Regions from separate parts of the Homo sapiens genome. Here region 2 is linked to region 1. Evidence: read pairs that join two places in POLR2A ChIA-PET (ENCODE). Cell type or tissue: OCI-LY7. All regions are shown on one strand. Links, peaks and the distances in the headings refer to the core of each region. The heading gives the core; the rest is flanking DNA.

What was found. Peaks named below come from ENCODE experiments on the same cell type or tissue, not always from the same donor. Only the 100,000 strongest peaks of a DNase experiment are listed, where the experiment ranks them.
Region 2: POLR2A ChIA-PET joins it to region 1 with 10 read pairs; 2 of 35 experiments call an interaction of 5 or more read pairs at or near these places.

Annotation. Positions count from the first base shown.
Region 1 is chr21:46,551,940-46,563,022 of GRCh38, forward strand. DIP2A (disco interacting protein 2 homolog A) reads left to right here. Exons shown (of 38, transcript NM_015151.4): 26 at 2,230-2,353; 27 at 2,636-2,757; 28 at 2,883-2,994; 29 at 4,043-4,152; 30 at 5,000-5,130; 31 at 5,646-5,814; 32 at 6,284-6,454; 33 at 8,783-8,844; 34 at 9,809-9,866. Among named protein-coding and RNA genes, the nearest start is that of S100B, 48 kb to the right of the region's middle. In OCI-LY7, for the core only: no CTCF peak of the experiment used is centred there; DNase peaks (open chromatin) are centred at 7,642 and 8,702; H3K4me3 peaks cover 1,666 bases; H3K27ac peaks cover 2,317 bases.
Region 2 is chr21:46,347,954-46,364,299 of GRCh38, forward strand. It overlaps PCNT (pericentrin), which reads left to right. Exons shown (of 47, transcript NM_006031.6): 7 at 1,059-1,233; 8 at 1,731-1,867; 9 at 3,476-3,587; 10 at 5,151-5,373; 11 at 6,034-6,115; 12 at 7,499-7,673; 13 at 9,021-9,238; 14 at 15,527-15,981. Among named protein-coding and RNA genes, the nearest start is that of PCNT, 32 kb to the left of the region's middle. RefSeq lists enhancers at 8,870-8,949, 15,442-15,942. In OCI-LY7, for the core only: a CTCF peak has its summit at 8,642; DNase peaks (open chromatin) are centred at 8,688, 9,138 and 9,718; H3K4me3 peaks cover 1,670 bases; H3K27ac peaks cover 3,118 bases.

The DNA.
Region 1 (11,083 bases), core at 3,084-11,083:
CCTGTGGGCCGGTGGAGCCCTTTGCTTGTCTAGTTCATGGTGCCAGTGTCCTGGTTGTTCTCATGTTTAGAGAACAGGGTGCCTGTGGACTCAGCCCCCGTCCTGGTTGTTCTCATGCGTAGAGAGCAGGGTGCCTGTGGACTCAGCCCCCTTGTCTGGTGCGGTTCTCGCTGCCTGCCCTTTCCTTTCTTGTTTTCCACACATTTCACACAATAGTATTTCTATTGATTTTGTGTTTAGCAGGAAAATTTTTATCAGCTCAAGTTTTTAAAATTAAAAACAGTATACATGTAAATATTCCTAAGTTTGTGAGCTAAAAGGAAATGTTTATTTTGTAAAAAATTAGCCATTTAGAATTTCTACATTTGGTTACAGCTTTTAAATGACAAATGTTGCTTCCTGCCCTGCTCCTGCTGCTGATTTGGAAATTCTCATGTGTTTCAAGTTCCTGTTGTGTGCATTCCACTGTGCTAGGAACATTCAGGATGTCAAGAAGGAGAAGCTGTAATCTTCATATTCAGGTTGTGGGCAGGAATGCGAAATGCGGAAACACAGAAAGTTAAATAACTTAAAACCCTGCAAGGCTTCCTGTCCCACGCACCATACAAGCTGTAAGAACTCTTAAGCTTTGGTGTCGTAAAGAGTAGGTCACTGTGGCTTAGAATATGCTCTTCTAGCTCTTGGTGCTGCTCATTCGAATTAAAAAAATACTTAATGATGCCTACAATGTGCACAGTGCACAGTAATAAGATTAAAAGGACCCCTACTCTCAGGAGGCTTAAAATCAGTCTTTCCTGCTAGAAAACAAGTTCCGTAGGAGAGAGACTTTGTTTTTCTGGTGTATTGGAAGCATCTAGAACCATGCCCAGTAAACATTTATTTTATGATTGATTGAGTTCTAAAGCCTACAAACCAGCCAGTGATTTATCATTGACCAAGGTAAAATCAGCTTATGGTGTGAACCTCAGTATCAATACAGTGGAGTGATGTAACCTGGAGTGCTGGGGAGGGGGCTTTGAATGGAACTGGGTAGCAGGGGCTATGAAGAATGATGCCCAGTGGCTCAAGGCAGGAAAGGAGGCCAGTGTGGTGGGGGCCAGGTGGTCCCAGGTAGGGGATGCAGATAAGGCTGGGGGTCGCTGGGTTTTCCCTAAGGATGCAGTGGGATCCCAGACCTTGCGGGCTTTGAGTCCCAGTCCAGATCTCAGGTTCTGTCCTGATGGGGCCCTGACTCATATGGACTGGCAAAGCTTCCGGGATTTGGAATCTCAGGATCTGCCCAGCCCTTGTGCCTGGACACAGCACATAAGTGCGTCCACTGGTCTCTCTCTTCCACTGCCTTCTGTCAGTAGAAGCCACCAATCGAGAAACAGGGAGTTTTGATGTTACACTGGTCTGCTCTGGAGTTTTATATTTATTAGACTGAATTGCACTTTTTATCTTCTTAAGAAGGACTAAAAAAGCTGCGAGGCCTGGCAGGGGATCAGGGAGGATGAGTGTCCTGAGCAGAGAGGTAGGGTTACCAGGTATTTCTGTTTGCCTTGAACTGGTCACATAGCCCCAGTGCCCCTCAGCAGAGAGACAGGGTGAATGAAGGAGCTGGTGTAGTCAGTCCTAGAGGAGACACACAGATGCCTCTGAGAAAGCCGGTTGCAGATGACACACGCCCAGGCTCAGTGCAGGTGACCTGTGGGCATGGAAAGTAGTACAATTCAGGGATGTTTGCTTATCGCTTATTATGTATTTATAATGGTGTCGTATGGAATATTTTATTGAAAAGGCCAGAAAGGTCTTCTTTACCCACGTGTTTCTGGCTCTGCCCTGGGTGAATGGAGTGCCCGCATCTCTCCCTCTTAGCTGGGACCACACAGGAGATACTTGCATGCCTGTCCCTTCACTGCTAGTGAGAGAGTACAGATGGTGAGAAAAGACACCAGTCGTGGACCATGTGCGGTGGCTTATGCCTGTAATCCCAGCACTTTGAGAGGCTGAGGCGGGCAGATCACTTGAGGTCAGGAGTTCGAGACCAGCCTGGCCAACATGGTGAAACCCCATCTCTACCAAAAAAAAGACACCAGCCGTACGTCTAGGACTGACACATTGTCATTATCATGGACGCTAATCACAAGGTGTCGTGTGCAGTGGCGTGCAGGTGGTGTGCACGCAGATCTGCGAACAGCCCACCTGCACGCACCAGCATACAGATGAGCTCAAAGATCGCTTTCCTAGGGCACCGTCACAAGCACTGCAACCTGTGTCCAGCTGCACAAAAGGGCTGAGAGAGTGGCCGCGGCTCTGATGGAGAAGGGAAGACTGAGTGTTGGGGACCATGTGGCTCTGGTCTACCCACCAGGTGGGCTCACTGTGGGGCTGTCCACCTGCAGCTCTTTGTAAGCAGCCTCCTATCCTAAGCAGCCCCCTAGACACTCCCTCCCCGAAGCATCTTCCAAAACTAAGCTCAGCCCCTCCTCTCTGCATGTGTCTGCCTCCTCAGCTCAGCTACCCCTGTGGAAACCCAGGAGTCACCCATGCCCCCCCAGCACCACCTCCCCTCCTCTCTCGCAGGAACAGTGAACAGAGGCTGGTGGGAGCCTCTTGCGGCCGGCCTCCTCACAGCCAGTCCTTGTCTCCACAGGGGTGGACCTCATTGCCGCGTTCTATGGCTGCTTGTACTGTGGCTGCGTGCCTGTCACCGTGCGGCCCCCGCACCCTCAGAACCTCGGCACCACACTGCCCACCGTCAAGATGATCGTGGAGGTGCGCCTACCTGGCCCGCGGGTCAGAGTCTGTGAGTGGGAGGCTGCAAGGCTGCCCTCCGCTGCCCCCTTTTCTGGGCAGCTTGAGAGGCCCCGCCCACCCACCCTTGGCCCCTCGCCATGCAGGTCAGCAAGTCTGCATGCGTCCTCACCACGCAGGCTGTCACACGGCTGCTCAGGTCCAAGGAGGCTGCTGCTGCCGTGGACATCAGGACCTGGCCCACCATCCTAGACACAGGTGCGTGTCCTCGCACTGCCCAGGACCAGTCCCTTTTCCTTTCTTTGTTGTAGGTGTGGTGTGGCCTGGCTGCCGTCCAAAAACACACGTGAGGCAAGAGCAGTCCTGGCAGGAGCCTGGCTGACAGCAGGGGGTGCCCCGGGCCCTGGTGGGGAGTAGGGGTCCCTGTCCCATGTGTAAACCCACGCTCCACTCAGCCCACAGCAGCCGCACCCAGTCCCAAGTGGTGTGGAGCACAGCCTTGCCCCTCTCACCCGCCTCCTACTGGCATGGGGGCTGGCAGCTCTCTGAGGCTTTCTGCAAACGCTTTGAGGACACAGCTCCCACCGCATGCCGCCACTCCAGCATCCCTGTCCCCATCATTGGTGAATGCTGTCATGCCCCATGAAATGCTGAGGGCCAACAGGGTGAGGGTCAGAAACCCCCCTGGCTCCCCTCTGCCGTGGACCTGTCTCAGCCTGGGCTGGATGGGGCTGGGCCAGGGCAGCTGGTGTAGGGGAGGGCAGGCTCAGAGCCAAACAGCTGGCCAGGGCCCCAAAGCCTCACGGGCTTGCCTCAAGGGGAGCGGTGCCTGCCCTGCTGAGCCTGTGTCCAGTTGCACCCAGGGAGGCAGTGGTGTCTGGCTCATGGGGCCACGAGAACTTGATGAAGCACGCAGAACCCAGAGCCCGTCCACAGCTATTCTTGCTGTGGTCGGGACTCGGCTCATCTGGGCTTTGCCATAGGCTCTGTGACTTTTGGCAAATCCCTAGTCCTCTAATCTTTCCTACTGGTCAGTGACGTGATGCCTCCCCTCTTCGCCCTGCCTCGTCCCCCATCCCCACAGGCTCAGTGTGGTCTTGGTGGGACCGGGTAGCGTTTCCATGAAGAATGAAATACGCTTTCCTGAGCACGCACAGCCTGCATCGTCACGGCCCCACTCCCGTCTGAGCTCACTCTCTGCAGGACTCCCAAGGACAAATCATGTGTCGCCTCTTGCCTGTGAAAGCCCAGAGCGTTCAGAATACATGTGGGAACACTAATGTTGCTGGTGTCTCCTGTTTAACAGATGACATCCCAAAAAAGAAGATAGCAAGCGTTTTCAGGCCCCCCTCCCCCGATGTCCTCGCATACTTGGACTTCAGCGTGTCAACCACTGGGATATTAGCGGGAGTGAAGGTAGGTCCTCTGAAATCTTGTTTGCTTCAGCCCCTAGAAATCAGGAGGAGTGGACAGAAAGGATGTCAGATGCAGATTTAAACTGACAGGTCCTTCTTATGCAAAGCACAAAGCAACAATTTTGCTTCTTAAGATTTGTGTTAAATACCAATAAATGCTAAGATGTGATTAGCCTGAGAGTAATGCGTTTTCTGATGCATTATGGTTATGTCTAAACTTTCTGATTTATGACTGTCTAGCTTACAGGAACTGGTGGCTTTGAAGAATCTCTTACCTTGCTGGGAGTCAATAGCTCAATTAAAATTTTTCAGGCGGGGCGTGGTGGCTCACGCCTGTAATCCCAGCACTTCGGGAGGCCGAGGCGGGTGGATCACAAGATCAAGAGATGGAGACCATCCTGGCCAACGTGGTGAAACCCCGTCTCTACTAAAAATACAAAAAATTAGCTGGGCATGGTGGCAGGTGCCTCTAATCCCAGATACTCAGGAGGCTGAGGCAGGAGAATTGCTTGAACCCGGGAGGCAGAGGTTGCAGTGAGCCGAGATTGTGCCATTGCACTCCAGCCTGGGCGACAGAGCAAGACTCTGCCTCAAAAAAAAAAAAAAGAAAAAAATTTTAAAAATTCATTACCCTGAAATTTTGTTTCAAAGATTTTTAGTGTACCATTTCTTGGGTATTATTTAGGTTATATGGGGATTTGAGCCAACCGTCTTTTAAGGAAATAAATATGATGTTTGGTAGTTCGGAGCTATGGTCTAGCCATGTGAACAGCGGACACTGCCATCCACCCTCTCCCCTCCTGAATTTCATTTCACTTTTTTTTTTTGAACTTTATTTTACTCTTAAGATGTCGCACGCGGCCACAAGCGCCTTATGCCGCTCCATAAAGCTGCAGTGTGAGCTGTACCCCTCGCGGCAGATCGCCATCTGCCTCGACCCCTACTGTGGCCTTGGTTTTGCCCTGTGGTGTCTGTGCAGGTGAGTGCAGGGCCCCTGCTGCCTGCCAGGTGGGAGCAGCTCGTGTGGCTCTTAGGAACCTTGGCCTTCTAAGGCACCTTTTCTGGGTGCTCAGGAAGCCGATGAGATGTGTGTGAGTGGGTTTGTTTGGGGATGAAGTGGGTTGGAGTCTGAGTCTGAAATTGAGTGAAAATACATTTTTCATTAAATACACTGTCCGTTATCAGTACTTGGGAAGAATCTGCTTGATTCCTTCAAACACTAGAAAGTGGCGATCCGTCTCTAGAAGTGAATGCCTCTGGAGTGGTGTCCCCGGATCCTCTCCAAGTGTTCGGAGCAGAGCTCAGAACCCCGTGCCTGCCATCCCCCAACCTTCACCCTGTGGCATGTTTTCCACCAAACCCCCCCACTTGGCGTCAGAACAGAAATCATGCCCCTGTTGTGGCTGGAAAAGAAGTGTTCTTGAGGAAGGGAAGAGTGGAGTGCCCAGGGTGCTGGGTGGGCGGGCGGAGCCTCACGAGCCTTCCCTCTCGCAGTGTCTACTCGGGACACCAATCAGTGCTGGTGCCCCCGCTGGAGCTGGAGAGCAACGTGTCCCTGTGGCTGTCGGCCGTCAGCCAGTACAAGGCCCGCGTCACCTTCTGCTCCTACTCTGTGATGGAGATGTGCACCAAGGGCCTAGGCGCACAGACGGGTGTCCTCAGGGTGAGTGCCCAGACCCGGGCTTCTGAGTGTGCTGCAGACCACAGCCCTGGGAAGTTTAAAAACAACAAAACAAAACAAGACTCCCAAGGCCCCTCCCTGCAGTTGGAGGAAGTAGAGAAAACCCTTTCCCACTAGGGGCCCTATGTACACATCTGTCCTCCCACGGCCCACCTGTCTCTGCAGCTCCACACCCCGCAGGAGAGGAGGGTGGGGGGTAGGGCAGGGTCCCTGCGAGATAGCGGGGTGGAAGTCTGGCCGCGTGGGAGGGCAGGTGTGGGATGCAGGTCAGATGGGAATCGTTTAGCGCATCCACACGTAGGATTCTGTGGAACAGACACAGCCTGCGGAGAGGAGGTTGGTGTCCAGCTCCACCTCTGTGTGCCCACCCGGAGATTTCCCAAAACAGTGCCCAGGGCCCTGGCAACTCACTGAGCTGTGGCCGTGGCCTGACCGCTCACCCCTCCCGCAGATGAAGGGGGTGAACCTGTCATGTGTGCGCACGTGCATGGTGGTCGCCGAGGAGCGGCCCAGGATTGCGCTGACCCAGTCCTTCTCCAAGCTCTTCAAGGACCTGGGCCTGCCGGCCCGCGCCGTAAGCACCACGTTCGGGTGCAGGGTCAACGTGGCCATCTGCCTCCAGGTGAGGTGCCTGGGGCTGCGGTTCTCGAAAGCTGGCTGTTGGCAGCATGGAGACCCAGTTTCCCAGTTGTTAATGTGCCGTTTTGTAGCCGCCTGATCTATTTCTCCTTCTCTGGGCCTTTGATATCTCATTTCCATGTAACATTTTAGCTTCAAGGGTTTTATTTTTAAAGATGTTCTATTCTAGTTGGAGAAAGGCTTATTTGGAAAAAAAACACATTGTTTTTGAACAGTGACTAATAACTGTAAGACTCTCTAAGTTAGATATAAAACACAGCTAAGTTCTTAAAGCAAGATTGAACTTACTGTTTTAAGATATCTAGCAATATTAAATTGAAACATTAATAAATGTGGTAATTTGTGTTGACTCAAATTCATTTCTGAAACCATGAAATGTCTTATTAAAAGGAAGCACCAAGTTTCAGGCCAGGAGTGGTGGCTCATGCCTATAATCCCAGCACTTTGGGAGGCTGAGGCAGGCGGATTACCTGAGGTCAGGAATTCGAGACCAGCCTGGACAATATGATGAGACCCCGTCTCTACTAAAAATACAAAAATTAGCTGGCTGGTGGTGCGCGCCTGTTGTCCCGGCTACTTGGGAGGTTGAGGCACAAGAATCGCTTGAACCTGGCAAGAGGAGGTTGCAGCGAGCCAAGATCTCACCACTGCACTCCAGCCTGGGTGACAGAGCGAGACCCTGTCTCAAAAAAAAAAAAAAAAAAAAAAAAAAAACATAGGTAGCACCAAGTTTCAGAGATTGAAGAGCTCACGGCAGTTCTGTTTATTGCTTCCTCAGATAGCTACAGCTGTTGCCCAGATTTTGTACTAGTATCTCAATTTCATTTCTTTCTAAAAACATCTTAAAACCAAATGGCTTTTTAGATAACCCTACATATTGAACGCCTTATTCACCCACATAGTACAAGAATAGCTGGAAGGAAATGGCACCTGTCCGTGCCAGAGCAGGGCTGAGTGCAGGTCTGTCTCTGTTTCCAAAGTGTTTGCTTGGCCTTGTGCCTCCCCATCACAGTGGCAGTGCACGCAGGGCAGGGCGGGGGCTCTGCTCACACCCTCTTCACCACAAAAAGACCCCTGACCACTCAAGCCTCAGACCCTTGTCACGCAGCAGAGGAGATCGGGCGGGAGCCTTTTGTGAGCTCGCTTCCTGTGTAGGCTGTGGCTGAGCGTGGGTGCCGGCCTTTGTGTTAGCGGCTCTGCGTCTGCAAGCCTGGGGCCTCCTTGCTAGACGTCGGAAGGGTATGGATGCCACACATGATTGCAGAAATGATGTTAATGGGATGTTCACGTTTGCTCTTTAAGATACAGAGGTGGGTTTTGCTCTCTCTTTCCCTGTGTTTCTCATGTGGCTGCTGCTTCTGTGTGTGTTTCCTGTGGCTGTCTCCTCCCTGTCTCACTCTGCTGCCTCCTTGGCCTCTGTCAGCCCAACAGGCTGGGAAAGCTGGCTGAGCAGGTATGACCTTGACCTTGACCTTGTTGGTGCCTCTGTGCTTCCCCCTCCCATGAGTTCATGTGACTTTCTCGTGAATTCTAGACAAACATGTTTCTTTTGCTGTCTTACTTTGTTCACAGTGGATATTACTTGACATATTACAAAAGCTCCCTTGTAACCAAATTTAAAAGTAAAACTATTTTCAAAAAATGTTAATGCTCATAGCATTGCCTTGGGAGGAAGGGCTGTGTTTAGTTCCAGTGCAGAGGTGTTTAATTCCAGTGCAGACACAGGTTATGTTGTCTGGGATCTTTAAGGGTGATGTTGATCAGAGTACTCATTTAATTGATGTTCCTTATTGAATAAAATGACACATAATGTCCTTTAGTCGGGATTAATGTTAACTGTAAGATTCAGAAAGGAAGAGAGTAGAAAGGTGAAGGCTGCCATCCATCTCACCTGAGTGAGTCTCGGCTGCGAGCAGTCCCCGGTAGAATTAGGCTGGTTGGTGAGAGGCAAGGCCCTGCCTGACAGCATGGTGGAAATGCCCCTCAAATCCTAATGGTGTTTTCATCACAGCAAGAGACCAGTGGGAATAGAAAGTTGTTAGAACTGAAATGTAAAGTGGCATGATTTGGTGTTTTCAGAGTCATTGAGTGTTTCGCTCAATATTATCAAGCTCTGTGGATGTTTGGATGGAAAGCATCAGACTGCCTGGGGGACCTTGAACCCCTAGGCGGACTCACTGCAGGGAGCAGAGCTGCTACCTTCTTGGGTGTCCCCGGGGGCCAGGGAGGAGCTGCCATGCAGCTGTACCTGTAGAAACAAGATGTTAAGTGAGGCCCCTGAACAGAAGTTCCTCTGCTGCTCTCCTTCCAGGGCACAGCTGGCCCGGACCCCACAACCGTCTACGTGGACATGCGGGCACTGCGCCATGACAGGTAATGCTCCCAGCCTGCCTGGGCCCCATGGATACCCAGTGGCAAAGTGATGCAAACCAGGTCTGCACTGACTATGCACCCCCGGGACCCAGGCATTAGAGGACGGCGGGGCCAAGTCAGGCCTACCGGGACACCTGGATGGGCACATGAGAGGACAGCTGGCTACATTGGGCCATCTGCACCAAGAGGAAGAGGAGAGCTGTGTGCCCCACTCCGGGCGTGCCTCCCAGGGGAGCTCAGTGTCTATCTCTGTGCGCCCGTGTCCCCAGGGCTGCAGTTAACATCCCTTTATCTGTCACACAACCAGGAAGAATAAGAGTGGCCCCTGTGACATTTGGTTCTTTAGAGGGACAGGGACAGAGAGAAGACAAGTAACCCATCTACTGGCAAGAACGTTTCTTACCCGATGACCCATGTGACATTTGGTTTTTAGAGGGATAGGGACAGATAGAAGACAAGTTATCCATCTACTGGCAAGAACGTTTCTTACCTGATGCTGTCATAGGATCTGACTTAGTTTCATCTTGATGAACGATGGTGGTGCATACAGTGTGTGCTTGCTGGTCTGTGGTCAGATGTGTATCAGGGCCCCTCCCAGCTTTGAAGCTCAGATCCCAGTCCTGGATTCTCAAGTATGGCCACACTGTAGCTTGATGTAAACACTAGGTTTAGCTTACTGGGTGCCAGGGGCTTGCTGGGTTCAGGGAGGACCTAAACGAAATGTAGAGTGAGCTGCTGTGAGCACATGGGGTGGGTGGCGAGTGCATGCGGGTGGCGGCACTTGGGACCGCAGCGTGGTTGGGGTGTCCCTGCCATTCATGGCAGGTGTGCTGTGGAAAGGTTGACATCCTGACTGTTGTCAACAGACCCTCAGAGTGATCATTTCCAACGTCATGATCTGCCCTTTCAGACATTACTACCTGTGTAGTAAATTTTGTACTGAAATTGTTCCCTTAATTTTTAGGGTTCGTTTGGTAGAACGGGGTTCTCCGCACAGCCTGCCATTGATGGAGTCTGGAAAGGTAGTGGAAACCAAGACGCGTGCATTCTGAGTCGCGTCTGAGACCTTTGTCTGAAGCATCACCCCGTGGAGGGTGCTGGGGGCTGCGGCTCTGATGAACACAGGTCGACTTCTGGTTGGGGTGGGCTCGGCTGCTGCAGAAGTCTCCTTCCCTCCTTTGTGGCTGGTATATAGAATTACTTAGTTATGTTTTTAAACACACATCTGAGCTCAAAGCCAAGAAAGGGAGAAGTTCAGGTGCAGGAATAAAGAACTCCCGCTGGGTGGGTGGCAGGCCTCAGGCCTCTGGGGCCAGGGCCATGGAGGGGGGTTCCGGCCCACCCACACATTTAGAGTTAAATGGAGTGGCCCTGGCCCTAAGTTGGAGATGGCAAAATCTCATGCCCTAGTTTAGGGTGTCAGCAGGGAAGAGGCCCCCAGACCCTGTCGGGGATCTGGGGGATCCTGAGATGGCCCGAGGACTCCCAGGAAAAAACTGAGATGCTGCAAGAGGTCAGCAGACATAGGCACAGAACAGCATCCTCTGAACCAGGAAGGGTTCAAAGGAAGGAGGAAAAGCCACACAGCCCAGGAAGGCAGCATGAAGAGTAAGCCAGGCTTGATATGAGTCGGGGACCCTGGTGCCTTCACAACCGCAGAGGCAAGGGAAGGAGCTTGGCCACCCTGACTCCGTTCACTGCCATGGCCACAGCCACCTGTGGGGAGTCAGAGAGGGGTCCAGAGAGGGACCCAGCCAAGCCATGTGATGTCCAGGATACAGACTCCTGCAGGGCAGCAGGGGTGAGACTGCGGACAGAAGGCACAGCTGCTGTGAGGGTCTCGAGGTGGGAGCTACAGGGAGGCCAGTGGGACTGGGCTGAGTGTGGGGAGCAGAAGGAGTGCGTGAGTGAGTGAACTCACATGCAGGTGCAGGGGCTTGAAAAGCTCCCTTCCCGTGTCCCCTGTTACAGTCACTTCAGGCGGTAGACCAGCCGAGAGTGGAGTCGGGTGAGCTTAGTGGACAGCACATCTGTGGGAGCCGTGGGCTGCTGCACGTCCTCCCTTCTCTGAGCACAGGGACATGTGAGCCGCCATCGCACACAGCTCTGCATCATCCTTGGTGTAAACTCAGCGGGTTTCCCTGGGTCATGGGGCCTCCACGTCGCTCTTTTCCCTGCCCTGCCATGTACAGCCGCACTGTAATTGTTTAGCTCACCCCCTTTTATTGGACGTTCTTTC
Region 2 (16,346 bases), core at 4,574-12,573, 200 kb before region 1:
CAGTGCCCCGTCATTGCCAGGCCCTCCGCTAGAGGGCTGAGCTGTCAGCCATGCTGAGTGTGGAGGCCCTTCCTGAGTCAGGCATCTGGGCAGCTCTCAGGCCCTTGGCAGACGATGGGTGTTAGTCCAGGCTTGGGGTTGTGTTCCGGTCACCTGCTCCTCTGACGCAGGCAGTGAGACCCATTTCTCAGAACACTTGGGACAGAGCCCAGCCCTTGGGTGGAGGTTGGCAAAGTTGCCATTGGCCCCTGGGACTTATAGGGAGATGTATTACTAACGCTTTGAGGGTGACTGTGTGGATTAGGCCTTGCGTGCAGAGGCTCGTCTGTTTCGGGGTGGGTGGTCCTTGTGCAGAGGCTGGTCTGTTTCAGGGTAGGTGGTCCTCTCGCTTTGTGCAGATGCAGGTCTGTTTTGGGGTGGATGGTCCCTGTGCAGAGGCTGGTCTGTTTCAGGGTGGGTTGTCCCTGTGCAGAGGCTGGTCTGTTTCAGGGTGGGTGGTCCTCGTGTGCAGATGGCAGTCTGTTTTGTGGTGGGTGGTCCTTGCTCACTTTTCCTCAACTGCTTGCCTCCTGGATGCTTCTGCTTTTCTGTCCTGCCAGCATTCAGGGGAGAGACTGGGTGTAAGGCCTGTCAGGACAGTTTAGTTGGGGGCCATGACTGCCCATTCTTTTTTTTCTTTGAGACAGGGTCTCATTCTGCCTCCCAGGCTGGAGTGCAGTGGCACAATCACAGCTCACTGCAGTCTTGACCTCCTGGGCTCAATTGATCCTCCTGCCTCAGCCTCCCGAGTAGCTGGGACTATAGTTGCATGCCACCACATCCCACTAATTTTTGTATTTTTTTTTTTGTAGAGATGGGGTCTCACTATGTTGCCCGGGCTGGTCTGTAACCCTAACTCCTGGGCTCAGGCGATCTGCCTGCCTCAGCCTCTCAAAGTGCTGGGATTAGAGGCATGAGCCACGTTGCCTGGCCTGCTCAGAGGTTTTGACTGTGTGATTTAAATTTCTTTAGCACAGATAATCAACTATTGAGTTTAATTTTTTTTTCTTTTAAATTAGACCCTGAAGGAAGATTGGGAATCTGAAAAAGATTTATGTTTAGAAAATCTACGCAAAGAACTGTCTGCAAAGCATCAATCAGAAATGGAGGATTTACAAAACCAGTTTCAGAAAGAATTGGCAGAACAGAGAGCTGAGTTGGAGAAGATTTTTCAAGACAAAAACCAGGCTGAACGTAAGTAATGAAAATGAGCAAGTTTGGAGTGGGACTGAATTTTCCTAGGTAGTACTGGAAGGAATGTCGTTCATGTCACCATGCGTCATTGCGCACGTTTCCTACCTTCTAAATGCTGGATGGCCCCATGCACGTGTGACACGCTGGTGGCCGTCATGGGTCACAGGTCTCTCAGGGTCCTTAAACCTTCCTGATCTTTGTTTCAGAGATTTTTCTTGGCATGTTCAGTTGCTAAATTATTACAAAGCAGCAGCTTTGTGGTTGTTCACTTTTCATACTCCAGGGTTGTGTGTTCCAGCTTGACCCTCATGGTGGGTGGCATGGGTAGGCGATGTCCCCTGGTGCTATCAGGCATGTGAGGCTCAAACGAGGGGCCCGGGGGCGCCCAGGATGGGGCTCTGGGTGGCAGCGCTCTGGGTGCACCATTATTGTCACTGAGGTCGCTGTTGAGGAGAGTGATGTCTTGTAAACCAAGTGCCATTGCTTTACCTTTCTAGGGGCCCTTAGGAACCTGGAGAGTCATCATCAAGCAGCCATTGAGAAGTTACGTGAAGACCTGCAGTCCGAGCACGGCCGGTGTTTAGAAGACTTGGAGTTCAAGTTCAAAGAGAGCGAGAAAGAAAAACAGCTGGAGGTGGGCAGCAGCTTCGTTATTTAATTACTTGGTATATTAGGGAAGTTTTAACAGATTTTGGAATTGGGCTATTTCGTATTGTGTTATTTGCTAAAACTTAAGTTCTAAATTTAAAGAGACTGGCTGGGAACAGTGGTTCACGCCTGTAACTCTATCACTTTGGGAGGCCAAGGTGGGCAGATCATGAGCTCAGGAGTTTGAGACAAAAATTAGCCAGGCATGGTGGTGGGCATCTGTAATCCCAGCTACTCGGGAGGCTGAGGCACGAGAATCGCTTGAACCTAGGAGGTGGAGGTTGCAGTGAGCTGAGATCTCACCACTGCACTCCATCCTGGGCAACAGCGAGCCTCCGTCTCAAAAGCAAATAAATAAAATAAAATGAAATAAAAAAATAAATAGAGTGTTAGTGGTGAATAAAAGTGTAAGGATATAGTCTCTGAGACTGATTTAATAATTACGTTCAATCTTGTACTTAGGAATGCATGTTCTTTGCAGGCGTCCCTGAGACAGTTACACAAATCGCAGACACTAGGTAGGAGTGTAAGGCCACATCCTCTAACCGTGATCCAGTACACACGAGATTCCTAGGAAAAGTTAACAAGCATTTCTTTCTGCTGTGTGTATTCAAGATGCTTCTCTAATGAAGCACTACAATCAAAATGTTGATGTGGCCAGGTCCTCATTGGAGGCCTGACAAACCTGAGACTCAAACTGAGTATCCCAAGAATCAGTTGAAGAAATTAAAGCATAAATCAGAGATAGGGTTAATCGTGGTGTGTGAAAGATTTACAAACATGAGAATATGGAAGTAGTTGGGGTCTAGGGTCTTAGGGAGGCCTGTCCTGGGCCCCTTGTGTCTCCCAGCGGGACTCTGGTGCCCACACACCCTCCTCTCCTGCAGAGAGTCCAGGCCGGGGCTCACTCCACACCCCCAGTCTCTCCCTGGTCCCTTCCAGGCTCTCCCTCCGAGATGGGAAAGAGGGGGCTGGTAGCATCTTCTGGTCCTGATGCCCATGATTGGGAAAGGTAGGAGGAGCCGTTTCCATGAGGAGGACAGGCCAGCCCCAGGTGCAGCGTTGCCCAGGAGGAAATCACGCCATGCTGCGCTGGGCTGGGCTCTTGCTGATTGTACAGAAAAGTTTAGTGTCACGGTGTAAGAGGTACCTGCTTCCTTAATGTAGAAGTATTGAAACTGAGAGACCTCCTATTTGGGAGTCTTGGGTACTGTGGGCTAGTAAGACTCCCTAAATTCCATTCAGCAGTCTGTATGTATGACCCTAAACCGAAGCAGGGAGGTGCACAAGATGAAACTGCACCGCTGCGGCCGGCATGGAACCTGGCCGTGCCACCTCCTCAGCTGAGACAGACCTGGAAGTTCCTGAGATTCTGAAAGTGCCTGGCCTTGTGGGGTCAGCGCTGACCGATCCCTCTTGTCACGGACAGAGCTCTCTCGGTCTCTGCTGTGGCTGGCTTTCTCCGAGCTGCAGGTTTGGGATGTGAGCTTTTACCCTTAGGATCGCAGTGGCAGGGATAAAACCGCACACGTCACTGCTGGGGTGGGGGCCTTGAGCTCATTAGGGTTTCACCTGGACACTTTGCTTTTTCCAGTTAGAGAATCTTCAAGCATCATATGAAGACCTGAAGGCACAATCACAAGAAGAGATCAGGCGCTTGTGGTCCCAGCTTGATTCTGCCAGGACCAGTAGACAGGAATTGAGTGGTGAGGAATTGTATTGGAAAATTCAGATCCTCAAAAGCTGAAGCTGTGTGTTTTTCATTGTTGTAACACCAAGCCAGAATTTAACAATTCTAGCAAACACAAAAAAGTGGATTTACCTGTTTGACATCCTGAAGGTTGAGGTGTCTGGTTTGAAAGTGGAGGTTTGCTTTGTGGGAGAGAGCCCTGGTTTTATGCTAAGCAAGTCAGTGCAGCAGTGACGTGCACCTGTGTGTCCCTCAAGGCCAAGAGCAACACTTGCAGGGGGTGCCTTCATGTCTAAGGAAAGCTTACCAGTGGTGCTGAGCGTTTGCCTCGGAAGGACGGTTGAGTGCTGTCCAAGTGCGGGCTCACCTGGTGTCTGGGGTCACAGGGCAGTGCCCCACATCCTGCTGCCAGGCTCCTGTGGCCCCAGCTCTCCAGGCCACTTGCTGAAGGCAGCTCTGCTCCAGGTGTCCCCTTATAGCTGAGCACCTCTGGAGACCCCGACCCCAGGCCCCCCATTCCGTGTCAGAGAGGTCTTTGTGCAGCAGGCTTGGATGGTGCCTGAGGGCAGGGGCTGGCCAAGCCCAATTCAGGCACCGGCGCCCAGGTCCACAGGACAGGAGGGTGAGCCACTGCGTGTCTCCTGGCATTCATGTGCCGACAGAGCCTTTTGGCCCAACTTGTCCTTGTGGGTGGTGGGATTTGAAGCAAAGAGCACTTAGGAGAAAGAACTGGAGACACTGCCACTGTCACCAGGGCACCAGGCCTGGCTCCGCCTCCCAGCCCTGCGCCCTGCCGGGACCAGGTGCAGCTGAGAGCATGTCGATTTATCTTCCTCTGGGGGTCTGTCTGTCGCTGGAGGCTGGAGAAGAGAGAAGCTGAGGGGGCCACAGGCACAGCTGCTCCCCGCGGGCTCCGGCTCTGGCTTGGTCCTCTGCTTGTCTCTGTCCTGCCTCTCGGGACCCATGCAGAGAACCCCGATTTGCCCTCTCTGGGGTGCCCGTTGCTGGCTGTCAGCTGCTGTAGAGCAGCGGGCTGTATTCTGACCATAGTAGCCATGGAGACAAGTTCTTTTAGGGTCCGTGTTGCTTCTCTGCTGCTGTGTAACAAATTATCACAAACTTGGTGGCCTAAAACAACACAGTTGTCAGCTTACAGAAAGTCCAAGATGGTACAGCTGGGTTTTCTGTCCAGGGTCCCCCATAGCCCACATCCAGGTGTCAGCTGTCGTGTGCCAACCTGATGAGCCTGCTTCTGGGCTCGAGGTTGGTCTGGATCCAGTTTCCTGGGGCTGCAGGACCATCGTCTGTCTCCTTGCTGGCTGTGCCCCCCACATCCCTGCCACTTCGAGTGCTGCTTTTGCTCCCAGCCCTGTGGCTCTTGCCACCGCTTGGAGAGAGCTCTCCACATTCAGGGGCGTACGAGAGTCTAAGCCGTAGGGGTCCCTCATCCCTCTCCGGTTCTGGGATGGGCCCTTTTCCGAGTTCTGCCCCCACCACAGGTAACCAGGCTCTTGCCTCTCGCCTGGCTTGTTGTGGGTGTCCCATTTTAAGACGATTGCCTGACTCCGTTATGTTGCAGAGCTACATGAGCAACTCCTGGCGCGCACCTCTCGTGTGGAAGATTTAGAACAGCTGAAGCAGCGAGAAAAAACCCAGCATGAGTCCGAACTGGAGCAACTGAGGATTTATTTTGAAAAGAAGTTAAGGGATGCTGAGAAAACTTACCAAGAAGACCTAACCCTGTTACAGCAGAGGCTGCAGGGGGCGAGGGAAGATGCTCTTCTGGACTCTGTGGAAGTTGGGTAAGCAAAGCAGTTCCAGCCTCAGTGAGTTTCTGCCATACAGGGGCCAGGCTCTGAGTTCAGGGGTAGTTTTGTTGGTGATTTCATGCTAGTAGGCACCAATGGCCTTTTATACAAACACATTTTATGGTCCAGATTTAAAAGATGACACAGGCACGGGCACCCGAGAGTGGCCTGCATGTGTGTGTGCGAGCCATTGGTGGCCACACTCTGTCCAGGCCTGCGTGCACATGTTGGTGGTGGACACGCTCGTGTAGGCCAGCATGTGTGTGTGTGTGCATGAGTCAGTGGGCACGCTCTTGTCCAGGCCTGCGTGTGTGTGTGTTGGTGGCAGGGGCGCTCTCCTCCAGGCATGTGTGTGTGTTGGTGGCAGGGGCACTCTCCTCCAGGTGTGTGTGTGTGTGTGTGTGTGTGTGTGTGTGTGTGAGAGAGACAGAGAGAGAGTCAGTGGCGGGCACACTTTCTTCCAGACCTGCATGTCCCTGTGCCGTGTCTCTGGCTTTGTGACTGCCACGGCTCCCCGCACATGGACATTGCCCGTCCTTGACTGGAAGCACGAGGAGGCGCCTCTGCTGTGAGCAGTCGGTCCTGGGGAGGGAATGGCGCACACATGGAAAAGGGGTACGTGTGTAAAGCTTTTATAAAATGTTTTCCCTTCAGGTTGTCCTGTGTGGGTTTAGAAGAGAAACCTGAGAAAGGAAGAAAAGATCACGTTGATGAACTCGAGCCTGAGCGACATAAGGTAATTGGCCGCGCGCTGAGAAGTGGGGGAGTCCTGTGCTCTTGACCTTCCAGCCCTGCGTCTTCCACATTATAGAGCCTGTGTTTCCGTCCTTCCCACCTTGTCCAGGGGAGGAAGGCTGCTTGCGGATGCTGCCCCGACCTCACTGCTGCTCCGCGGTGGGCCTCACCATGCACTGTTTGATCAGGAAAGGGGGTGGCCGGGGGAGCCGGAGCCCCTCCCTCAGCCCTGGGATGCCCTGGCTGTGGGCAAGGCCTCCACCCTGCAGTGGGCTGCATTCGTCAGACTTGACAGTGGCAGTTCAAAGGGTGTGAAATTGTGTCTTTGCTTTGAGTCCACACGGAGCGTCTGCTGGCTTTTGTGTTTCTTCCTTGAGTTGCTTCCGTGCTGCGACTTCTGTCACCTTTAACTTCTGTGGGGCAAACTGTCCAAACGGAGCTTCTGGGATGTAGACTGTTCTGGGTCTGTGCTGCCAGTGTGGTGCCCAGCAGTATGTGTGGCTGTGGAGCACTTGATGTGCAGCATGAGCAAGCCCGGTGTCGGGCTCCGGGGGACACACGGGAGGGCAGGGAGGAGACGCAGGGGCAGCACCGCGTGGCTTGTTGCACGGTGGAACCAGTGGAGGGGAACTCGGGGCATCTGGGCTCAGCGGCCAGGAGCCCTCACTCTGGAGCAGGGTCCCTGGGCCTGCTGGAGGCCACAGGGTGTCCAGGCAGGGTGGCAGCGGGCTGTGTGCCAGTTTGAGTTCCCTGCAAAGCGGACCCCAACACAGAATTTGCTGCACAAGAGGCTATGGGGGAAATGCCAGAGAAGGGCAAGGGCCCGGCTGGAACAGGCAGCCAGGACCTTCCCACGAGCAGGCCTTGCACCAGAGAGAACCCAGGAAGGGCTGGGGTGGGTAGCCCCACCAGGCATTCGTGTATCACCTGAGAGCCAACCCCTGCCTCTGCGCGTGGGTGTGACGAGGACCCAGCTGTTAGTGGGCAGTGGTCACAGGAGGCTGGCCTTGAGAGCCCAGCCCTGAGATGTGAGGCCACCAGGGGAGACGCGAGGGGCACGTGCCCTACCGACCTTGCTGCTGAGAGAATTGAGGAGAGGTCTGCCCGGTCCAGGGCCCTGCCGCCCTGAGGAGCACCAGTCCCTGTCAGTGCCACCAATTCTTGTATGTCTTCCGGAGGCCTGACTGAGAGACGGGTGTGGGCGGGAGAGCATGTGAGCACGCCAGTGGGCTGGCGGGGTTCACCAGGGCGCAGCGTGTGGTCTCATGAACCTAGTGAGGTTTGAGTTTTCTTTGTGCATAGCAGGAAACACCTTTGAGGGTTATAGCTGCGAGCGAGGTAGCTTGGCTCACTAACGTGCTTGTCCCACGTGGTTTCTCTGTAGGAGAGCCTGCCACGCTTCCAGGCGGAGTTAGAAGAAAGCCACAGGCACCAGCTGGAAGCGCTGGAGTCTCCCCTCTGCATCCAGCACGAGGGGCATGTCTCAGACAGATGCTGCGTAGAGACTTCAGCATTGGGACACGAGTGGCGTCTGGAACCCTCTGAAGGGCACAGCCAAGGTGGGCCCCTCCCGCCTCGCCATGGTGTCGGCAGGTCCCGGGTCTGGGGGACGTTCTCGGGGAGCCTGGGTGCCTGGGTTCGATCCAAGTCCTCCGTGAAGCAGCTGAGTGCTCCGACCTCTTCTTCTGGGGCTGACACCTCAACAGAGTGTGTCCTGATGAGGGTTTGGCGTTAGAGGCGGGGTCACTGGCTGGGCAGGAGTGCGTGTCCTGGGCCAGCGCCCCAGCAGGGCAGGTCTGACCTGGGCAGCCACCCTGGGGGTCATGGGGATTGCTGGATGGACATGGTGACCATTCACCTCTGGAGGGAGAATGTGTGTCCACTGGGCCCAGGGGAGGCTTTTCCAGGATCCTGCTCTGCTCCCAGCAGGCCCAGGTACCCCAGCTCGCCTAGTCAGACTAAGGTTGTGGGATGTCCAGGCAGGGCACGGGGCACAGGGCTGTGGGGTCAGAAGGTGACGGAGAGGAAACTGCAGTCATCCCAGAGTCGCGGTCCCATGGCGCCGGACAGTGGCCACTGACGGGTTCCAGGAGGGGCAGGCGGCCCTGGCCACTGGCGTGGACTGTGCTGATGGTGGGGCTGCCGTCCATGGTGGGGGTGAGGGGCTGAGGCCGCGGGTCCTGCTGGGAGGTGTGTGGTCTGACTCCATTCTGGGCTGTGGCCAAGTTGAGAGAAGCCTGGGCCTGCCTGGGCCTCCTTCAAGCTGGGGGTGGTGCAGCGGCGCCTGCATCTGGTCCTCACTCCTGCCTGCCCTGCACCACAATTGTCCCCACAGCCACCCCTTGATGCCCATGGTCGTTGGCACCACTGGTGCCTGGCCAGCACCTAGTCCCTTCTGCTTTTTTCCTCTTCTGCAGAAGAAGAGATGGGCCAGTGGGGGTAGCGTGCCTGGGCACAGAACAGCAGGGGGAGGTGCTGGGACAGGAACCCTGGCAGGCCCCTGAGCTCAGGCCCTGTCCTTGTGGCTGCCTCATAGACCCTGGGTGACACATGTGTGCCCACATCTGGTCACAGGCATGAGGCTCACTCAGGAACTCATGGAGGGTCACATGTCACACCTGACCTGAAGGAGTAGCCTGGGCGGGTCGTGTGGCTGTCGTGTGGGCCCAGGACATCCCTGTGACTCGGGACGGCACTGTGCTGGGGCAGCATGGAGGTGTCCCGAAAGGGAGGGGAGACTTGAGAGAGCCATGCCTGCTTTCATCACTGAGTCAGCACAGAGCTTGAAAATCCACAGTGTCTGCTGTCAGAAGCATTTATAGGTTGCCGTTCTGCCTGTGCGGACTGTGGGCTCCATCGAGGGCCGGCACCGGCCTGACTGTCTTCCCTGCTCCTTTTCCACACAGAGCTTCCCTGGGTGCATCTCCAGGGTGTGCAGGACGGGGACTTGGAGGCCGACACAGAGCGGGCAGCCAGAGTCTTGGGTCTGGAAACTGAGCACAAGGTGCAACTTTCGCTTCTTCAGACTGAGCTCAAAGAAGAAATTGAACTCCTAAAAATAGAAAATAGAAATTTGTATGGGAAGTTGCAGCATGAAACTCGTCTGAAGGACGATTTGGAGAAGGTGAGTCGTGACTCCACAGCCCAGCGCCTCCCGCCCGAGTCCTTGCTCTCTTCCACCTGGAAGGCTTGTGTCCTTGTGTATGGAGGGGCATCCTGGGGACAGCCCAGTGCTGTACATGGCACATTTGTAAGGGCGACAGTCCCGTAAATTCTTGAAACTATTCCTGGCAATGCCAGTAGTGGGTGGCGGTTGGATAGAATCTTGTCAGGGTCAGCACCGGGGCGAAAGTGAAGTTCTGAGTGAAGATTTCTTTTTGTTTTGTTTTGTTTTGAGACAGTCTCATTCTGTTGCCCAGGCTGGAGTGCAGTGGCATGGTCTCAGCTCACTGCAACCTCTGCTTCCTGATTTCAAGTGGTCCCCTGATAGCTGGGATTACAAACGTATGCCACCATGCCTGGCTAATTTTTGTATTTTTTTTGTAGAGACAGGGTTTCACCTTGTTGGCCAGGCAGGTGTCAAACGCCTGACCTCAAGTGATCTGCCTGCCTTGGCCTCCTACAGTGCTGGGATTACAGGTGTGAGCCACCACGCCCGGCCCTCTGAGTCAAGATTTCTTAGGGAAACTGTCCAGGTGTCCTAAGAGGGCTCTGGGAGGAGGCACAAGCCCGGGTGCCAAGCACGTGGCTGGCCTCTGATGCTCACCCCAAGTCTTAAATTGCGTCCGCGTTCCCCAGGCTCTTCCTGTGCTGTTTTGCACCTGTGGAAGAGGCACCCTCTGACTCCCTCGCCCTTTGCGAGTGTGAGGACACTGCCATGCTGTCATAAATGATGACAAAGCAACACGACAGCAGCCTCCACATGGCCCGATGGGCTTGGTTACAGCCAGGGCAGCTCAGGGTCCATCCCATGCTGGAGCAGTGGATTTCAAGTGAGCCGACAGGGCAGCTCAGGGTCCGTCCCATGCCGGAGCAGTGGAGTTAAAGTGAACCAACAGGGCAGCTCAGGCTCCGTCCCATGCGGGAGCAGTGGAGTTCAAGTGAACCGACGGGGCAGCTCAGGGTCCATCCCGTGCCAGAGCAGTGGAGTTAAAGTGACTGAAATTGTCATGTCTTGTCATGTGTGTTCTGACTCAACCTCATGCTTGTGACAGTGTTTTCATTTCTATTTGTGTCCTGCTTCTCCCACCCCTTTGCTCCTCCCTGTGAATGTCTCCCTGAGAATGATTTTCATTCTCCATCAAGAGACAGCTTCATAGGAAGCTATGATGACCTGCAAGTCTGATCCCATGCTGTTTGTTAAATGCAGGTGTTGGTAAGGACTTCCAGCAAAATAGAGGTAAGGGTGGAGCCCTGTGGGGAGCCGGACAGGCGGTAGGTGGGCCGATGGTCATGTGCCAATGGCACCTGCAGCCACCAGTGTGTGGCCTTCTCTGGCACTGTTGGCTGAAGACAGACTTCCCAAGTGACTTTTTGTTGTTGTTGTTGTTTTGTTGTTTTGTTTTTTTTTTTTTTGAGACTGAGTCTTGCTCTGTCGCCCAGGCTGGAGCGTAGTGGCGCGATCTCAGCTCACTGCAACCTTCACCTCCTGGCTTCAAGTGATTCTCTTGCCTCAGCCTCCCTAGTAGCTGGAATTACAGGTGCACACCACCATGCCTGGCTAATTTTTTTTATTTTTTTTTATTTTTTTTGAGATGGAGTCTCGCTCTGTCACCCAGGCTGGAGCGCGGTGGCGCAATCTCAGCTCACTGCAAGCTCTGCCTCCTGGGTTCATGCCATTCTCCTGCCTCAGCCTCCCGAGTAGCTGGGAAGACAGGTGCCCGTCACCATGCCTGGCTAATTTTTTTTTTTTTTGTATCTTTAGTAGAGACGAGGTTTCACCGTGTTAGCCAGGATGGTCTCGATCTCCTGACCTCGTGATCCACCCGCCTCAGCCTCCCAAAGTGTTGGGATTACAGGTGTGAGCCACCGCACCCAACCATGCCCAGCTAATTTTTGTATTTTTAGTAGAGACAGGGTTTCACCATGTTGGCCAGGCTGGTCTCAAACTCCTGATCTCAAGTGATCTGCCCGCCTTGGCCTCCCAAAGTGTTGGGACTACAGGCGTGAGCCACCGAACCTGGCTCCAGGTGACTTTTTGATGCTCATGTCTTTATGCTTTTCACAGGCCACCATTTTACCTCCTTATATCAATTATGGGGAGAGGACTGTGGATTTCTCTCTTGTTAATTTTAATTCTTGTTTTGAGTATGTGGAAGCTCTGTTGTTACACGTGTACACATTTGTGATTGTAATGTCTTCCTAAAAATTCACCCTTTTCTGTCTTGTAGTATTCTGTCCAAAAATACACCTGTTTTTTTTTTGTTTTTTTTTTTTTTTTGAGACAGTGTCTCACTCTATCGCCAGGGTGGAGTGTAGAGGCGTGATCTTGGCTCACTGTACCCTCCGCCTCCTGGTTTCAAGCGATTCTGCTGCCTCAGCCTCCCGAGTAGCTGGGACTACAGGCACGTGCCACCACACCCGGCTAATTTTTGTATTTTTAATAGAGACGGGGTTTCATTATGTTGGCCGGGCTGGTCTCGAACTCCTGACCTCATGATCTGCCTGCCTCAGCCTCCCAAATTTTTGGGTTTACAGGCGTGAGCCACCGTACCCAGCCTCGTCTTTTATCAATACAGTCATTCCAACCTTCGTGTGCATTTTGTCTGGTGTATCTTTTTTTATTCGTTTTACCTTTTTTTTTTTCTTTTTTTTTGAGACAGGCTATTGCCCAGGCTGGAGTGCAGTGGCACAGTCTTGGCTCACTGCAACCTCTTCCTCCCAGGCTCAAGGGATCCTCCTACCTCAGCCTCCCAAGTAACTGGGAGTACAGGTGCACACTACCGTGCTGAGCTAATTTTTGTATTTTTTGTAGAGATGAGGTTTCGCCATGTTGTCCAGGCTGGTCTCAAGCTCTTGGGCTCAAGTGATCCACCCGCCTCGGCCTCCCAAAGTGCTGGGATTACAGATGTGAGCCACTGCACCTGGCCTACTTTTAATCTATTCAAAGTAAAGTGCATTTTATGTGGACAGCATATAGTTGGCAATTTTTTTTTTTTTTTTTTTTTTTTTTAAAGACGGAATCTCACTCTGTTGCCCAGGCTGGAGTGCAGTGGCACGATCTCGGCTCACTGCAACCTCTGCCTCCCGGGTTCATGCCATTCTCCTGGCTCAGCCTCTCCGAGTAGCTGGGACTACAGGCGCCCGCCACCACGCCTGGCTAGTTTTTTTTTTACATTTTTAGTAGAGATGAGGTTTCACCGTGTTAGGATGTTCTCGATCTCCTGACCTCGTGATCCGCCTGCCTCGGACTCCCAAAGTGCTGGGATTACAGGTGTGAGCCACTGCGCCGGCTTTTTTTTTTTTTTCTGAGACGGAATATTGCTCTGTCGCCCAGGCTGGAGTGCAGTGGTGCGATATCCGCCCACTGCAAGCTCCGCCTCCCAGGTTCACGCCATTCTCCTGCCTCAGCCTCCCGAGTAGCTGGGACTACAGGCGTCCGCCACCACACCCAGCTAATTTTTTATATTTTTAGTAGAGACGGGGTTTCACCATGTTAGCCAGGATGGTCTCAATCTCCTGACTTCCCGATCCGCCCACCTCGGCCTCCCAAAGTGCTGGGATTACAGGCGTGAGCCACCACGCCTGGCCATAGTTGGCAATTTTTAATCCATTCTGATAATCTCTGCCTTTCAGTTGCAGTGCTGAGTCTATAAATGTTTAAGGTAATTACTGGTGTGGTTGATTTAGGTCTTCCGTTTCACTGTTCATTTTCTGTGAGATGCGTCTGGTGGTCATGGTTCTGCTTTTTCTTTTTTCTTGTGTTTTTGGATTATTTGAATATTTTCTAGAACTGATTTTAATGTATCTGTTGACTATTAAGTTATTCCTCTTTGCATTATGTTTTTAATAGTTGCTCCAGGGATTAAAATACACATTCTTGGCCCGGCACGGTGGCTCAGGCCAGTAATCCCAGCACTTTGGGAGGCGGGTGGATCACCCAAGGTCAGGAGTTTGAGACCAGCCTGGCCAACATGGGGAAACCCTGTCTTTACTAAAAAATAAAATAAAAAAATTAGGCGAGTATGGTGGTGCATGCCTATAATCCCAGCTACTCGGGGGCCTGAGGCAGGAGAATCGCTTGAAACCAGGAAGCAGAGGTTGCAGTGAGCCACAATCACGCCACTGCATTCCAGCCTGAGCGGCAGAGCGAGACTCCGTCTCAAAGAAAAGAGAAAAAAAAGAATACACATTCTTAACCTTGTCTTTTATCAGTACAGTCTACTAAGAGTCACCATGATGCTGCGTTGTGTAAACTGTGACCTCTAACTGCACAGGTGCTTTTGTCACCTCCCCTTCGTCTTCTGTGCTGCAGTTTTCATAGACTAGACATCACATCCGCCTCCTGCAGTGTCAGGAGATTTGCTTTGGAAAACATGTGTTTGAAAGAAATTAAGAGGAAAAATGGCCTTATACTTGCCATTTCTGGTGCTCTTCATTTCTTCTTGAAGATCTGAGTGTTTGGCGTCATTCCCTTCAGCGTGAAGGATCTCCTTCAGCATCTCTTGCTGTGCTGCACACATTTTCTCCGTTTTTTGAAGTCTTTATTTTACCTTGATTCTTGAGGAGTATTTTTGTGGCATTAAAAAGTCTAAGGTGACAGGTTTCTTGTTCAGGATTTAAAGATGTTTAAAATCCTTCTCTGCAGATTTTATGATCTGTTTTGTCTTGGTGTTGGTTTCCATTGATTGTGTTTTCTCTTCAGCAGGGGTCACGTTTTCCTGCTTATTTATGGGTCAGCTGGGTTCAGGTTGCATCCTGGACACTGTGAGTGATAGATTTGGAGACTTTGGGTTCTGTCCTGCTCCTCTGGAGAGTGTTGGTTTTCTGTTGCAGCAGGCAGTTCACTCGGGTGACTTCAGACTGCATGCTCCCCTGCGTCTGTGCTGGGCTGCGGCATGGTGTTAATTCAGTTCTTGTAGCTTTAGCCGGCTTGCTTGCTTTTGGAGTCTGCCCCTCGTATGTACAGATCGGGGTCAGCCTGAGACGTGGGCGGGTTCCTTCCCAGGCGTTGCAGCTCTCTTTCCTCCCTCACTCTCCAGTTCCTCTGGCTCAGTGAGGGATTTGGGATTTCTGTGTGTGGGGCATGGACAGATACTACTCTTAGTGAAAAGCTGGAAAAAGAGAATGGCTCAGTGCTGTTTCTTCCTTCTGAATGTCCAGCCCTCTGCAGGGTCTGTCTGCTTGTGGATCTCTCCACAGCCTTCAGGTTTTTTTGTACGTTCTGTTCAGTTCATAGTGGTTGTCTCTGGAGGGCTGGTCTGGCGAGGTGCACAGGCATCACCAGAAGTAGCACCCTAAACTTTAATAACTTAATTTTTAAATAAGGAGTTGAGGTCAATCTTACGTGCCTTTTTTTGGGTTTTTTGTTTGTTTCTTTTTGATGAGTTCAGTAGTTTATTGACCTACTTTTTTCTCTTTGAAAGTCAGGAAGTCAGGCATGGTGGCTCACACCTGTAACAATCCCAGCACTTTGGGAGGCTGAGGCTGGCGGATTGCTTGAGCTCAGGAGTTCAAGATCAGCCTGGGCAACATGCAGAACCCTGTCTCTATAAAGGATTGCTTGAGCCCAGGAGTTCGAGGCTGCAGTGAGCTGTGATTGTGCCCCTGCACTCCAGCCTGGGCGACAGACCCTGTCTCAAAAAAAAAAAAAAGATTAGGATATTTGCCCTCTGCATTCTCCTTCATCCCCCTCTGCACAGGATCCCTTTACAGTGTGCCTTGCAGTTCATCCACCCCTTGCTCAAGGTCTTTCATTGTCCTGGCGTTGACCTTGTACAGATCGGGAGCATCGCACCATTGGCTGCTCTTGCCTCCTGGGCATCCGATCATGCTTGCTGCAGTGGCCCAGCGCTATCTGTGGGGCTGGCGTTCCCCTAACAGAGGCCTGCGGCCGATCTGAGTCCTGCCACTGGTCTTGGTCTGAACAAAGAAGCCTCCGGCTGCTGCCTTTGCTCGGCTGATGTGTGCTGCCTTCGGTTGTTGGTTGCTGTCAAGGCCACGGGCTCCAGAGATAAAGAACAGTCGGTTCTCGGTGCCAGGACGTAGGAGGCATTTTATTTAGTTTTAGACTTGTCCACTTTAGGTTTCTTCCATTGTCATCAACATGAGAATCATTCCTGTTGCTGTGTGCAGCGTAATGGGTGTGTGTGTGGTGAAAATTCCCTGTCTTCAGAGGTGGGTTTGGGTTGTCTCTTCTAATAATCTCTTCCATTAGCGTCTTTCCTCCTAAATGAAATTATGTTGTCTGTAGGTAAAACACAATCTAATTGAAGACCACCAGAAGGAACTAAATAATGCTAAGCAAAAGACTGAGCTGATGAAACAGGAATTCCAAAGAAAAGAAACGGACTGGAAAGTTATGAAGGAGGAGCTACAGCGGGAAGCTGAGGAGAAGTTAACATTGATGCTACTTGAACTGAGAGAAAAGGCTGAATCCGAGAAACAGACCATCATAAACAAGTTTGAGCTTCGAGAAGCTGAAATGAGGCAGCTTCAGGACCAACAGGCAGCCCAGATCCTGGATCTGGAGAGGTCCTTGACGGAGCAGCAGGGCCGCCTGCAGCAGCTGGAACAGGACCTCACTTCAGACGACGCCCTGCATTGCAGCCAGTGTGGGCGGGAGCCGCCCACAGCCCAGGACGGGGAGCTTGCTGCGCTCCACGTGAAGGAAGACTGCGCCCTGCAGCTGATGCTGGCCCGGAGCAGGTGGGTTTGCAGTGACGCCATCTGCAGTCCCTGTGAGGCCAGACACCTTGGAGGGTAGAAGGTGGGCAGGCTCCTGGGAGGAGGCGCTGTGGGCTCCACTGGGCGAAAAGGTCTGGAGGGAGCTGGAACAAGGTGTGGCGCTCTAGGTTTTCAGCCTAATTGCAGTGGGACAGCTTTGTGCTCGGACGGGCAGGCTGGCAGTTGCCATCCTGAAGCCCCCTGGCCGCAGTGGGACAGCTTTGTGCTCGGACAGGCAGGCTAGCAGTCGCCGTCCCGGAGCCCCCTGGCCGCAGTGGGACAGCTTTGTGCTCGGACGGGCAGGCTGGCAGTTGCTGTCCCGAAGCCCCCAGGCTGCAATGGGGACA